2 separate regions of the Homo sapiens genome follow, and region 2 is linked to region 1. A link is an interaction called in ENCODE POLR2A ChIA-PET data of the cell type or tissue named here. Cell type or tissue: Panc1. All regions are shown on one strand. Each heading gives the region's core, and the rest is flanking DNA. Links, peaks and the distances in the headings are about the cores only. Region 1 overlaps DNM3 (dynamin 3). Region 2 overlaps DNM3 (dynamin 3).

Region 1 (5,394 bases), core at 57-5,056:
CAAGGGATGTGAAGGACCTCTTCAAGGAGAACTACAAACCACTGCTCAAGGAAATAAAAGAGGATACAAACAAATGGAAGGACATTCCATGCTCATGGGTAGGAAGAATCAATATCGTGAAAATGGCCATACTGCCCAAGGTAATTCACAGATTCAATGCCATCCCCATCAAGCTACCAATGCCTTTTTTCACAGAATTGGAAAAAACTACTTTAAAGTTCATATGGAACCAAAAAAGAGCCCGCATCACCAAGTCAATCCTAAGCCAAAAGAACAAAGCTGGAGGCATCACACTACCTGACTTCAAACTATACTACAAGGCTACAGTAACCAAAACAGCATGGTACTGGTACCAAAACAGAGATATAGATCAATGGAACAGAACAGAGCCCTCAGAAATAACGCCGCATATCTACAACTATCTGATCTTTGACAAACCTGAGAAAAACAAGCAATGGGGAAAGGATTCCCTATTTAATAAATGGTGCTGGGAAAATTGGCTAGCCATATGTAGAAAGCTGAAACTGGATCCCTTCCTTACACCTTATACAAAAATCAATTCAAGATGGATTAAAGACTTAAATGTTAGACCTAAAACCATAAAAACCCTAGAAGAAAACCTAGGCATTACCATTCAGGACATAGGCATGGGCAAGGACTTCATGTCTAAAACACCAAAAGCAATGGCAACAAAAGCCAAAATTGACAAATGGGATCTAATTAAACTAAAGAGCTTCTGCACAGCAAAAGAAACTACCATCAGAGTGAACAGGCAACCTACAAAATGGGAGAAAATTTTCGCAACCTACTCATCTGACAAAGGGCTGATATCCAGAATCTACAATGAACTCAAACAAATTTACAAGAAAAAAACAAACAACCCCATCAAAAAGTGGGCAAAGGACATGAACAGACACTTCTCAAAAGAAGACATTTATGCAGCCAAAAAACACATGAAAAAATGCTCATCATCACTGGCCATCAGAGAAATGCAAATCAAAACCACAATGAGATACCATCTCACACCAGTTAGAAGGGCAATCATTAAAAAGTCAGGAAACAACAGGTGCTGGAGAAGATGTGGAGAAATAGGAACACTTTTACACTGTTGGTGGGACTGTAAACTAGTTCAACCATTGTGGAAGTCAGTGTGGCGATTCCTCAGGGATCTAGAACTGGAGATACCATTTGACCCAGCCATCCCATTACTGGGTATGTACCCAAAGGACTATAAATCATGCTGCTATAAAGACATATGCACATGTATGTTTATTGCAGCACTATTCACAATAGCAAAGACTTGAAACCAACCCAAATGTCCAACAATGATAGACTGGATTAAGAAAATGTGGCATATATACACCATGGAATACTATGCAGCCATAAAAAATGATGAGTTCGTGTCCTTTGTAGGGACATGGATGAAATTGGAAATCATCATTCTCAGTAAACTATCTCAAGAACAAAAAACCAAACACTGCATATTCTCACTCATAGGTGGGAATTGAACAATGAGATCACATGGACACAGGAAGGGGAACATCACACCCTGGGGACTGTGGTGGGGTGGGGGGAGGGGGGAGGGATAGCATTGGGAGATATACCTAATGCTAGATGACAAGTTAGTGGGTGCAGCGCACCAGCATGGCACATGTATACATATGTAACTAACCTGCACAGTGTTCACATGTACCCTAAAACTTAAAGTATAATAATGAAAGAAAAAAATTAAAAAAAAAGAAAATACTTGCATTTCACCCCCTCTAATGGTTGCCATCCAGTCAAACTCTGTGCTGTGCTTTGCATGTAATACATGTCTAATGTAATAGGCTTTAGTGCCCAGGCTTCGAATCAGACTGGTTATTAAAGTCTGAAACTTTTGTTGGGTATTATAGGAAATTCAGGCCTGGGACTTGGTTTTAATGGGATAGAATCTCACCTTTTCATCTTACAACTCATTAAAGGATTTGCAATCTTTATAATTGGTTCTTAATTTATAATTTACCATGGTCCCTGATTTTCCTCCCACTTTCTGTTGTGAAGTTTTTTTCCATTTTAACTGCTCATTAATATGTCTACCAGAGATAAACTTGGGAAGAGAGAGATAAAAATCTGGTTATGATCTTCAGGTGTTGTTTTGCCACCATGTCAACCCACCCTGGATTCCTTTTTGGATGTTTTCTGAATTACTTAAGTAAGAGGCTCTTCTGACTACTCTGCGGCACCCAAGTTTTATTCACTCAAGGTTGGACTTTTTGTTTTTGTTTTTCTACTCTCCTTGTTTCTTAGGTGAGGACTTTTTTGTTTTTATTCCTTAGCATTTCATAAATAACACTAGAGTTCTCTTCATTTCTCTGTTTAAAAGTTTTTCCATCTTATACCTCACCACTTCTCCTGCTATTTGTTGAAAATATTTGAGGTTTCTGGATTAAGGATTTGCCCACCTGGAGAAGGTGGGCTAACACTAGCCCACTTGGTCCCAGTTCACCTAGTTGGGATCTGGCACTCCTTTTCCCTTCCTGCCAACTTCACTTTGACCTTCTTTGACTTCTCATATGCCACTCATATGCCAATGTAGAACACCCCATAAGGAACTTTCCCATTAACCCCTGTACAACTTAGAAAACAGTCACTATTTCTTGATCTCTTTATATTAGAATTGCTTCTTATCTTCAATCACCTTTGTAAATGTTTCTACAAATACATCTGTTTAAAAAATTTTTTTCATAGCAAATGTGTTGTGCGCAGATGACTGCCTTCTCATATCCTGAATAAATACAACACTATGCTATATAAAAACAAAGGATTGCTAGGGATTTTGTTGGGTTGGGTGGGTGGTTAATTCACAGAAAATGAAATTAAAAAATTGTATGCTTTTATGAGTGCTAAAATTCATTATTTCTATTTGGTTTGTAGCAAGCAGCCAGCATTTAAAGGTTTATAGCTTTTTCATAAAAGCCCTTATCTTTAGGTCAGCCAAATCAATCAAGTCAAGTGATATGTATAGAAGAAATTTTGTTCTGAATTTATTTTCTTAGACGGTTACCTAATAACTCCAGTCTTTGCTAGAGGCATCAAACTTGTTCCTCTTGATGATATGGAAATCTTGCCTGGTCTCTTGACCATTTTGAGAAAAATGTACTAGCATAGCGTAGATCTTATGGTCTGATAAACTGTTAATACATTTTGGAAGTGTATAATTTTTGTTTTGTTGGATAGAAATGTCTCCCAAGTGTTTTTTTTTTTCTCTAGGAAAATGTGATCCATACTGAAATTAAATTTTTATATTGAGGTTCCACCAAAATAATTAATCAGTACCCTAAATAACACTTACAACATTGGACCTTATTAAAACATGTTTTGCTGCTTTCTCTCAGAACATGTATAATTAAAATATTCTCCTTGAATTAAATATTGAAGGTTTTGATTCCTAAAGTCGTGTATATTATATTATTTCTCCATTGAATCTTCTTTATTATTTAAGAATACTCTACCCAGGCTGGACTGGTGGTGGGCGCCTATAGTTCCAACTACTCAGGAGGCTGAGACAGGAGCATTGCTTGAACCCAGGAGGTGGAGGTTGCAGTGAGCCAAGATGTACCACTGCACTCCAGCCTGGGCAACAGAGCGAGACTTTGTCAAAAAAAAAAAAAAAAAAAAGAATATTCAATGCAATTTGAACTATAAGCTATTTAGAACTAATTTGCTGTATAATAAATGTATAGCTTTGACTGCAAGTTTCACTATTATAATATAAGCATCAAATCCTCAGAGGACCTCTCACACCTGGTTTATGCATTTATTTCTTCATATTTCCCATTGGTTTTTAAAAAATATTTCTCTTGTATGACTATTTATCTGTATAGGCAACCTGCCACTCAAGACTATGTGGTTTCTAATATCAGGTGTTATGATATAAACTGAGCATGGAGCTGGACTGTAGCAGTTGCACCATGAATGACTGATGTGACATAAATTTAGGAATGTAATTATTATAACTAATAGCAAATCCTTCATCCCTTGACTCTCTATAAACCAATTTATAGGTTATTTAATTAATCATTAGAGGAATAAAGGCCTAAAGACATCTTCTAGATCAATATTATTTAGGCATACATACTTAATATTCTGATTACTTTGACAAATAAGAACTCCCATATTCTTACAACTGTAGGCTTTTAATTTGACATTCAAATTAAAAAAGTGCAAAAGTGATTGACAATTATAATGGTATAAATGATTGAGGAAATGGTGATTGCACATTAAATAAGAGACATAGAAGAGAGGTGAGGGATTGAATTGAGCAATCAAAGTTAAGTATGTTTTAAAGCTAAGTAAAGGGTGACACAAACTGAGCAGGGCACAGTTTGAATGAGATCATGAAATAATCTCATTATGAGATTAAATGAGATAATGAAATGAGTGGTAGAAAGCCTAATCAGAAATCAATTGAAATGTCAGTAGGACTTTATTTTTTAACCTCTGTATGTATGTATCTTAAGAATTGGGACTATTTATATGTTTGGGACTATTTATATATATTTATATATTTTATATTTGAAAGCCAGCAGTTAAAACCAAGATTTTGACTCTTATACTCCCACAATCAGTTCAATATCAACCAGCTAGTAACCAAACCAGTTGTTTCATTAATGCCATTCAGTGGTGGGCCTAGATCCTACATTGCTTAGTGTCTCTTCAAGGTTTTTCCTCCTTTGTCTCCATAATGGTAGTTCTTCTAGTGTGTTCTCTGTTTCTTTTGTTCCACTTAGAATTCAGGCTTATTGACTTCCAGTTGTCTCAATTGTAGGTACAAAATTGTGGCTCTTACAGATTCCTTTTCTGGTAGAATTAAGCCCATGGGCAGTAAGCTTGAAAAGATCAGGAGACACACACGTGCACACAAATCAATGCTCCTGCCAAGGCCAGTAGATTGGAGGCATTCTTAGATGTCTCTACTTCATGGGATATTCTTGTCATTTTGGCCTTTCCCTGACTTAATGATGGCCATATACTGGCCTGGGGTCCTTCAGCTATCAAGTGTTTAGTATCTGAATAAATATTTATATTGCCACTATTTGATGGTTTTAAAAATAACTTTCTGCTGTAATCTATTTGCTAAATGCTGTTAAAGCCATCTCACTCTTCCTTGGTAGACCTCAAATGCTTGCGTAGTTACTTCTCTGAGGCAATGTGATTCTATAATAGTGTGGCTGTCATTGAATAGCTTGGGAAGCTGTCTGAGTGCAGGCGGAATTGATTGTCTTGGTGACCTAGGGCAGGCTAATGTTTGGTGTCAGATACACCACTCAGGTTTGCACTAGTCAAGAAGGACTGGAATTGATCAGCTATCTCTTCCACTCTGAAGGCTTTTATAAGCCTCACAAAAAATAA
Region 2 (5,394 bases), core at 305-5,304, 210 kb after region 1:
ACTACCATTGCTCTTTGCTGAGTGATGATGCAGGGCAGATGGTGTCAGGGAGAGAAATCATCAACTAGCTCAGGATTGAAAGGGGATGAAGATGCTAGAAATGTGTTGATGTTTGAGAAGGATGTGTGGAAATGAAGAAGTGACTAAAGAGGACAGCCTTATCACCAACAACATAAGCATATCCCTTGCTCTTTAATTCTGCCCCAGAGGGAAAGGAACAGGGCTTCAGTCTCAAATGAGAGAGCCACTTTTCTAGTCTGGGGTAAAGATATCATGCATACCTTTCCTTCCTTCCCCTCCACTGTGATAGATCTGAGAAGTGATGAAAGCCAAGAAATATTGAGCTGTTGGATTTTTTTTACTAAATGCTATGTATGCCAAGGGTTATTTGCTTAATATCCTTCATCTTGGATCAAAATGGTGAGAAATTTAAAACCGAGAATTTCCCTGAAACACTGGTTTTTAAACCTTCTCTAGTGAAGGTTTTTTTTTTTTTTTTAATTTTCAATTACTTGCAGATCAATGCAAGGTCCTATTGCACGCCTGAGCAGTTTGCAACTTGCATGGCATGAGACTCACCTTATGAGTTCAGCAGCACTCAAACTGGTCTAAACACTTGAACAAGACAGACTAGTCCACTGATCAGGGCTTGGATGTCATAGCAGTGTCAAATTGCTACAAGGGCTTCCAACTGCTTACTCTTTGTTTCTGTATTTTTGTCATTATACACTAGTAAACAAGCAGTTCTGGGACCTGAAGCAATGCTCTGTTATTGGCCATCACAAATGTAAGGTTGAATTTGCCACATGCACTGTCTAGTCAAGGTTAATTATTCCTAGACAACTATGACTTGCCATCTGTGTAGCTGTTGCTAGATGCACAAGTAGAATTAGTTATGGTAGTGTGGGCTCATCAGGTAGAACCATTCAAAGTGTATATCACTTATATCTCATAGATTAGAACACATGGTCCAGATACTTATTAAATTATTGGATAGATCAAATTTCCATTAACTATACCTCTAACACAGAGGCTATCATCTGTGTGAATATACAGATGATAGAACATACAGAACAAGAACATGCAGGCTCAATATTTGTCACTAAAGTTATTTTATCATTAATTATTTTCAACATAATCTAATTTTCTTCTACAATCTGGAAAATATTTGGATTTTTTGGCATGCTGCATGTCTGCTTCTTTATAGTGCCTTCTTTCAAATACCTGAATCATAAATGAAGAAAAAAAAACTTGAGAAAGATACAGTTGTTGACATTTCAACCTTCTTGCTCTTTTCAAAACCACCTTACCTGCTAACTTCTGTTGCCTCTCCCCACCAGAGATGATTATTAATTTTTTCTTTCACATGGCTCAACTGGTCTGACACTCTTGGAAAACAAATATTTGTTTCCAGCCCATGGAAACACACATAGTGTACTCAAGCCAGAAGTTCTGAGAAAGCACACTGTCAGGTGCTGCTACTCCTTTGGAGAACCTGGCTCCCATGAAAACATCTGAAATATAGTTCCGTAACATCATCTATTATTAAAAGATAATTTTTATTGCCTTGAAATTTCTCCTTGAAGAGTATTTCCTTACTGAAGTGTTTTATGTTTAACTTGTCAAAAATTAAGGAAGGCATGAAAGTTGCCTTATGGAACTGAAGGACTCGCATTCTGCGTTGTCTTTCCAGAGGACTGAATTAGTAATGTGTAAAAGTGGCTCAGAAAAAGATATCAGCATATCATCAGGAAGAGGTTTTTAATACTCTTAAGATTTTATGTATTACATATATAGTATATATTTTTAGTATAGCTTTTTAAAAATAGAATGGGCAACTTGTGAGTTAGCAAGCCTCCCCCCATTTCCAGAGCACTTTAGCAGAAGCTAGATAACAACTTATTGGTAGGGTGTCCTAATTTATCATCACTCTTGAGAGTAAAAGGGGACAGTATTAATAATTAGTGTGGGACAGCACTTGGCAATAAACTGGGACTGTCTGGGCAAAAAGAAACAAATGGTAAATCCTACCTGTGAATGATGTCATAGAAGAGAGTCCTGCCTGATGGGGGAATTTGGCTTAGGTGACCCCTATAGTATATACTCACTTGACTATTTTCTGCACTACCATTTCCTCATAACTTTTTCCGATAACTTATTTTGCTAATATTCTCTAAACAGGAAGAAGTTTGAAATGCATTATTAAGGATTAGATTTTAAATTATGTTTAGGAAGATTTATGTGTAAATTGTGTTATAATTCTTTTAAATCCTGTAACACAAATTAGCTTGTAATAATCACAGAAAAAAAATCTTAATGTGTGTGTGTGTGTGTGTGTGTGTGTGTATAGGACTATGTTCCAGCTGGCCTTATTGAGTGAGTGTTCTTGTTAATTATAAACCAGTCTTGAGTGTGATACCACTGTTTATTATTGATACCTTCAACCTGCTTCTGAGATTCTTCTTATGAGTTAGAGTATCCCCAGAATCCTAAATGGGGAACCTCACTTCCATATTCGATAAGCTGATGTCAATTACAATAAAGAGTATGAGAATTATAAGTTAGACAAAAGGCAAGATAGTTCCTTTGAGAGGAAAGCATGCCTTACAACTCTATGAGTTGTTTGGAAAGTTAAGTATTTGTGACAATAATGAATGAATAAGTACATATTTAAGCTTTCAAATAGCCATTGACAAAAATCTGAATCATGGTGGAATTCAAAAAAAGTTCATTATGTTTTCTTTAAAAAAATATGTGGCTAGAAAACTGTCTCTGAGAAAGATTAAGGGTAGAAATTATTCAACCTATAAGTGCTTTATTGAGCATCTGTTATGTATTAGGCTCTGAGGTAGGAGCTAATGGGTACAAAAATGGTCCTTGTCCTCTGCATTCATGACTCTAGTAGTGTATTGGAAAGAGATGGATATTTCTGTTAATGATATAGTATAACAAATGAGATTTCTCATGATCCTAATTTTCTAGATTTCTAGGACTCTAACCAGCCTTAACGTTTGTATAAGTAATCAGAAATACTTTGCAAAAACTCATATTTTGCAGATCAGGCTCACTTGGGTAGTGAAAAGACAATCTTTAGAGGATTTCACAGCGTTTTAGTAGTGAGCAGGAAAATGGCAGACTAATTGAAATGTGGAAAAACCTGAGGTGTCATGTAAATTTAGAGGAAAATGGTCCAAACTGTAGTCATAGATTCTTGGAGTCTGATCAAAGGCAGTGAGTGTAGGAGTCTCTGTAGACTAGTTCTGAAAGTATCTATGCAATGTGTTGATGTGGTCAAGTAGACATCATCAAGAATAGAAAACACACTACTGATGTACAAAATTATGGTGTTTTATAACCTAACACATTATATATTAAAAAGTTGCCAGTCAATTGCAAAAAAAGGTGTAATATAACCAGAAAAGATTCTGTAAATAATAATTAAAATAATTGATGAGGTAAGAGAATTATCTTTTATGAAAATAGCGAAAGCATTAGGATTCTTCATTATGAAAAGATGAGATGTGTTTTCAAGTGTTAATGTCATTGAATTATGTGACTGTGATTTTCCCCCAAATTGAAAACTACTAGAATAAGAAGCCTTGAATAAAAAAATATAGGCTGCACTGAAGTTCTGTCAATTATATTCCTAATAGATTACATTAGCCCTGAGAGGTGGTACAGATACTTCCCAAACAATTTATATAAAATTATGACTGCATAAAAAATTAGTCTGTTCCTAAAGGAAAGCATCTCTGAAAGCATCTCTCAGCTCAGAGATTCATTGCAAGGAAAACCTCTCTGCCTTTCCTGATGTTTTCTGTTATATAAATACAGTTGAAGTGAACACTTGGTTTGACCCATAATTCTACTTTTTTTGTATTCTGTTCAAGGTACAAGAGAATCAAAATGACAAAGCACTTATGAAGAATGCGCCAGTCTATTTTCCTTAGGTGTATAAATAGCTATGGTTTTTTTTCTGCCCAAAGTCAATATTTCAAGTATTTTCTTACTTTACTAATGCTGTCACAACTCATCATTTATAGCCCCTTCAAAGGGCCATTAGTGTTTCACAATATGTAATGCAGGGGTGCCCAATCTTTTGGTTTCCCTGGCCACATTGGAAGAAGAATTGTCTTGGGCCACACATAAAATACACTAAAACTAACAATAGCTGATGAGCTAAAAAAAATTGCAAGAAAACCTCACAATGTTTTAAGAAAGTTTACGAATTCATGTTGGACCACATCCAAAGCCATCCTGGGCCTCATGCAGCCGTGGGCCACAGGTTGGACAAGTTTGAATTGTAACAAATGTAGTCACCTTCAGGGAAGCACTCACTATACATTTTTTGCCATGCCACTGGGGAGAAGGCAAGTGTGTGATTCACTAGCCCTTTAGCTCATAAACATCCCTGCTGTGTCCTGCCTTCAGTTAAAAATCAGGAATATCAGCATGTGACTTGTTGCATAAGTATACAAACTCAGCCAGTGTCTCATTGTACCATTTACTTCACTGCCTCTAAAGTTCTGTGGCATTTCCATAACAAACCCCAGCACATGCTGACTAGAGAAGAACCCCAGCAGACCACAGTGATTGACTTAATTTGGAGGTTAAAATGTTCTTTCTCTGGTAGTTTCTATTATCACTGCGACTTTTCCCGGGACACAAGATCAGTCTCCCCATGCTTAACCCAGAGGAGTTAGGCCAGTTTTCTGTTGCTGAAATTCACTTTGCTTATTTTCACTAGCAAACTGGTTTCATAAGCATAATCTTGCCAGACTGTATGTCATTTTTCTCCCTTTATTGTAGGAAATGATTGAGTGTGTGTGTTGAGGAAACGATTGATGCTTTGCCACCTTTGGAGGGAGCAATTATTTTGTGAGAAAGCTTGAGAATAATTAATTTATGTTGGATTGAAAAATAATTGGAAGCATTTTTCAGTTCCTTTTAATACACAGATTCTTATAGTAAAAGCATATTCATTTGAAATACACAAACTTTAGAAAACTATTTAATTGAGTAGATTTGGATAGTGGACTATTGTACCCCAAAAAGGGTCTCTTATGTCTATACATTTGCACAGAATACTAGTGTATGGGTGTTTGCACTTGAATAATTCCCAAATTGGCACAAATTAATTAGCAAATGCATGTGCTTGGTTCTTTTACATTGCTGTTGTCAATATCATCAATCTTGATTTCCAGCAAGATCCTGAACACCTTAGTCACGAATTTTATCGTGAAAATGTTAAGTGCGCTTGTTCCATCTATATGCTGTTGACCCTAAAGGTACACATCCAACTCTGATTACTCTTCTGGGCTTCAAATCTATATCCAGGCTTCTTCCTACCAACCCCAGCTTAAAATTAAACTCTTGGTCTTTCCACCCAGACAT

Evidence for each region. ChIA-PET counts read pairs that join two places held together with the same protein. Peaks named below come from ENCODE experiments on the same cell type or tissue, not always from the same donor. Only the 100,000 strongest peaks of a DNase experiment are listed, where the experiment ranks them.
Region 2: POLR2A ChIA-PET joins it to region 1 with 13 read pairs; 3 of 35 experiments call an interaction of 5 or more read pairs at or near these places.

The regions. Positions count from the first base shown.
Region 1 is chr1:172,060,136-172,065,529 of GRCh38, forward strand. All of the region lies in intron 10 of DNM3 (dynamin 3), which reads left to right. Among named protein-coding and RNA genes, the nearest start is that of MIR3120, 76 kb to the right of the region's middle. In Panc1, for the core only: no CTCF peak of the experiment used is centred there; no DNase peak of the experiment used is centred there; H3K27ac peaks cover 455 bases.
Region 2 is chr1:172,274,241-172,279,634 of GRCh38, forward strand. The region is part of intron 15 of DNM3 (dynamin 3); the gene reads left to right. Among named protein-coding and RNA genes, the nearest start is that of DNM3OS, 130 kb to the left of the region's middle. RefSeq lists an enhancer at 4,107-4,761. In Panc1, for the core only: no CTCF peak of the experiment used is centred there; no DNase peak of the experiment used is centred there; H3K27ac peaks cover 4,433 bases.